2 separate regions of the Homo sapiens genome follow, and region 1 is linked to region 2. A link is a loop called in an ENCODE intact Hi-C map of the cell type or tissue named here. Cell type or tissue: heart left ventricle. All regions are shown on one strand.

What was found. A loop is a pair of places that touch in the nucleus more often than their neighbours do. Peaks named below come from ENCODE experiments on the same cell type or tissue, not always from the same donor. Only the 100,000 strongest peaks of a DNase experiment are listed, where the experiment ranks them.
Region 1: a loop joins it to region 2, with 4 times the contacts of the local background. A loop is called at or near these places in 4 of 110 quality-filtered maps.

Annotation. Positions count from the first base shown.
Region 1 is chr3:140,716,013-140,718,512 of GRCh38, forward strand. No RefSeq gene overlaps it. Among named protein-coding and RNA genes, the nearest start is that of TRIM42, 39 kb to the left of the region's middle. In heart left ventricle, no CTCF peak of the experiment used is centred here; no DNase peak of the experiment used is centred here.
Region 2 is chr3:140,596,115-140,598,614 of GRCh38, forward strand. The region is part of intron 2 of LOC102724068 (a long non-coding RNA gene); the gene reads right to left. Among named protein-coding and RNA genes, the nearest start is that of TRIM42, 81 kb to the right of the region's middle. In heart left ventricle, no CTCF peak of the experiment used is centred here; no DNase peak of the experiment used is centred here; H3K27ac peaks cover 1,227 bases.

The DNA of each region.
Region 1 (2,500 bases), 120 kb after region 2:
ATATATATGAGTATATATATATGAGTATATATATGAGTATATATATATATATGAGTATATATATGAGTATATATATATGAGTATATATATATGAGTATATATATGAGTATATATATATGAGTATGTGTATATATATATATGAGTGTGTGTATATATATATATATATATATATATATATATATATATATATACCCATTCTAAAGAGAATCCCTAGACACAGCCATGCAGAACTTGCTAAAAGACAGCAAAACCAGCCCAGTGACCACTTCTTCATTCTGGTTATAAATGAAAAGATGAGTCATTCAGACAGAGTTCATTGACTGTAAAGTAGGATTAGAGAATCAGTCTCCTCCCTTCCTTTACAATGGAGAGGAAGGAGTGGCCCCCTTAAGACAGGAAGAAGAGAATTGCTTGAAGAAACTGGTAATGTTTGGAAGTTGAGTTGCAGAAATGGGATTCCATCTCAGTGATTGTGGTAAACTAGATTTCTGTTGAGTTAATATTCCCTTCAATCAGACATCTCCACATTCTTTCCCACCCCATTGGTGTTGGGCATAGCATGTGACTTGTTTTGGCCCTACTGTGAGCAGAGTATACCTACCTCCTGACCCCTGAATTTTGAACTCAGTCATGGGACTTGCTCTGGCCAATGAGAAATTAGCAGACCTGATGTAAGCAGAGGTTTGAAGTATGCATGTGTGGTTTGGTTTTTTCTCCTGCACTTCTATCATCTCCTGGGTATAGCTTCCTCTGGGTAGCTGCTTCCCCTTTAGCTTTGGCCAAGAAGGAACATACATGCAGCAAACCTGAGCCCAACCAGCAGCTAGGGCCCAAGACCAAGAAGAACCACCACTTCAAACCAACCTGCCCAGGCAAGGCCAACTTGCATCAATTGAACTACAGCCCATGATTGTGAGAATAAATGTTTCTAGTTACATGTCACTGACCTTGGGAGTGGTTTCTTAAATAACATTACAGAAATAGCTAGCCCATACAATGGTGAGAGTTCTTCATATACCTTAATAATGTCCTTTGAGAGTTTTTGATATAATGAGCCTAGAGACTATGTTTGATTCCTGCCTGGAAAACCATAAGGACACAGCCTGGCAGAAGATACCTATGATGTTGGTACAAGAGGAGATAAGACAAAGTTGGGCAGGCTGCACTGCTACTATTTGGTGGGGCAAGGATGTGTGGGATTCCCATGTGCCAAGCGGACACCACAGAAGTTAGTGGGTTTGAGTTATCCTAATGGAGTCTGGCTCAAAAGTAGTGTCTGCCAGATCAGCAAGAGGATGCAGGTATTCCTTTGGGGGAAAAAAGTAGAGGGTACAGGAGCCAGTAGCAGGGAGGTGGGGGGAATGGGAGAAAGAGCAAAAAGTCAAGGACCTTCTTTCTCACCGAAAGGCCCTAAGTTTGGGTCACCTACACTGGGAGGAGGAGAGAAGTCAGATGTGAGATTAAAGTTTTGACTTATATTTGACTAGACCTTTTAATACCTGAAAATGGGACTGTTATAACTGAGAAGTGACCAGAAAGCTATGAATCTTGTTATCTGGAGGTAACATTATGGGGAGAGAAAGATCTAACAGGACATATTGGAAGACAATGATGGGAATTTAAACCGGTCAACAAAATTATTACACCATTATATAAATTATATGTGTGTATATGTATATACACAGACATATTTTTATATATGTACATATATTACAATTGTTATATATGTACATATATATACAATTGTTATATATGTACATATATATACAATTGTTATGTATGTACATATATATACAATTATTATATATAAACATGCCAATAGAGATACTTCTATTTTGATTTCTATTTGCAGAAATTGAATGTCCAGGGGTAGGTTTGAGCCAGGGCTCTGGGTTCAGCAGGGGCTCCTGTGGTGGAGGCAGATGCCTTGACTTCTCCTTTCCTTAGGTCTCTTGGCACCAACAACGGGGCTCATTCCTCGGCAAATTTTCCTTCAAATGTTCAGCCTGTGGCAATGAGATATTTTTACAGCTTTTTATTGACTATCCCCCTGAGAATTATCATTTGCTTTTACAGGGTATTACCAAGAAACAGAGGCAACAAAAACACACTGTAATTGTTCAAGCAATTTGGCTCTTCCTCTTTCATATAATGGTGAAATCAAAACCCTGGAGGCCAGAGAACTAGACCCAGGAGTCAGAAGATGGAATTCTTATCTGGTCAGTGTCCCAGACTCACTGTGTGGCTTTAACAAGGCCCTCAACCTCTCCGGGCTTCATTTTCTTTCTCATATAGATCATCTGTGAGTTATACCCCAAGCATCCTATGTACCAGGATAGTTTTTGTTGTGGAAAGACCCTCAGCTAGGTTGATAATCTATGTTCCAGTCCTTCCTATTCCACCAAGGAGCAAGGAGCACTATGACCTCAAACAAATGATTTAATGTCTTTGAGCATCAGTTTCCTTATCTTTTTTTTTGAGAGAGAGTGTCGCTCTGTTG
Region 2 (2,500 bases):
TATGAATAAAGCTACTATAAAGATCTATGTGCAGGTTTTTGTGTGGACGTAAGTTTACAATTCCTTTGGGTAAATACCAAGGAGCATGACTGGGAGATAATACAGTAAAAGTATGTTTAATTTTGTAAGAAATCATAGAAACTTTGTTTTTGATGCACATGGCCCAGCAAGGAGTCCCTCTGTAACTGGGCCATTGTAGTTAAGCCAACATAGAAGTGATTGATCACCTGAAATCACATCCTATGTTGCACGTTCCTGCCCTATGGACAGTCTACAGGCTTGTTGATTTGCACATGAAATGGAAAGCATCTCACCATTCTCTAAAGCAATGGAAAATTCTCTCATCCTCTGTCATGGCTGATTCTTTGCACAGGTAACGTGCAGTGAGGATGCTCAGCTCACATTGATTTAGCATAGCCAGGCCTTCACTGTGTGTATTCTCCTGTTGGCTGCCTGAGTTCAAGGCAAGGCTGTTAATTCTCCTGCTTCAGGATGTTAGAGGATGGTTGAAGTTATTTTTTTTTTCCTGGGCATATTTAAATGGACCTAGGACATTGTAATGGCTTGCCACAAATGGACTCCCTTCCAAAGGCAAGCTGCCCAACTTGATAATTTCTTTGAAGGCTCACATTCTGCTGCTGTCTCCTTCTACCCAAGTGCTGAGCAGAAGCCATGTGTGGAGCCAGGCTTCTACCATGGGGACCCACCCACAGCCCAGTGCAGAAAAGGACATTCATGCTGAATGTGCAACTGTCAGAATAAGCTACCGACTGTGCACTGAAGGAGACTCAGTTTTTCTTGCTCTAATAAATACTATAGAATACTTCTAGTAAAAACAACTATAGGGCACAAGCCCTGCCCAAGAGCTTTATTTTTCTAGTCAATCCTCTCAACAAGGGCAATCAGTTGGTAATACCCAAACAGACAAAACTCCCTGTATTTAACACTGTTTGCTTAATTGTAAAATAGCAGTGATGACAGAAACCACAACTGACTGCACACCTGCCTGGTGCCAGACCCTGTCCTAGGCAATGGGAGTGAAAGGTGAGAAAAACACATTTTCTTCTCACAGCATTAAGGAGCTCATGGGGTCGGGATGGAGACAGACATTTAAACAGGGGATTTACAACAAAGCAAATCACAAACAACACAATGTTTAAAGGGAAGCTTGAGCAAGTCAGAGACATTTTTTGCTAATGCAGGACTAAAAGGAAGCTATTTGGCTTCCCAAAATAATTTTCTATGAAAACCCTTCCAGATTGTATTTAAAATAGAATTGGGTTTAGAGAAGGACGGGAAAACAGAGAGATGCAGACCCAACATCCAATCTTCATTGCTATGCATCTTTCCCCCATTAATCTTCACAGTAACTCCCATTATGTTATCACCACTTGATTATCTTTGTTTCTCAGATAAGAAAAAAACTGAGGCTCAGAGAGGTTAAGAGACCAAAGCCAGGTCACACAGCAGCACTAAATCTGAATGCAAGTGTGTAAAATTGTCAAGCCCATGTGTTCTCCAGCACCCAGCAATCTTTTCCGGAATGCAGACATAATACGAATAAGGGACCCCCTTGTATTATAGAACCTGGAACTTGAGAAACCCCCAGGCTGAATTGGAGGTGTTGAGTCCTGTTTCTTCATTTCTTTTTCCCCTTTCTCCTCCTGTTAAACACAGCTGCTTCACCTTACCAAGCCCAAAATTCATTGCTGCTGGTGTTCAGGCCTGAGCTCAGCTCTCTGGGGACCATGTTTGAGGAGCTTGGTGACTCAGGCCCTCCGCTCTAAATTCCTATTAAGCACTCTAGATTTAATAGCTGCTATTAATACAAATTATGCTTCATTAAGCATGAAGCTAAGGAGAATGCAACTTGGAGGCTCCAGTTCAATACAGGGCTGAAGGACAAACAGAACGGCTATTTTTAATCCTGGCAATGTCAGTGGGGAGAGAACAGCCTAACATTGCATGTGCCTGTCCCTACTTCTGCAAATTGAGTTTTCACATTTTCAAATAAGCATCCCTTGTTTTCAGCTTGTGATGTGTGACAGAGGTAAACCTTTCTAATCCTTGAGAGCTAGTAGTATCAAGAACATTTTTCCCTTCAGGAAACTTTTTTTCTACAAAACCTAAGAAGGTACAGGGAGCGAGAAGCTACCAGCAGGTCCCCTAGCAGGGGTTTCCGTTAGAAATCTTTCTGCAGACTCCAACTCCACACCTCAGTGAAGGCTCATGGGCTGGGGGTTAGGAAACCTTGCTATGCCACCCTATTCACCTCGCTGGTTTTATAGACTGTGTTCTATTCAGAGGCAGCTCAAAAGTAGGCAAAAATCATAACTGTGGAGTTCTTCTAGATTGGCAATCAGTAAGTATTTTCTGTAAAAGGCCAGAAAACAAACATTTTAGGCTTTGTAAGACCTATAATCTCTGCAATTGCCGCACAAAAGCCACTACAGACTACACATAAAGGTATGCGCATGACCGTGTTCCAATAAAACTTTAT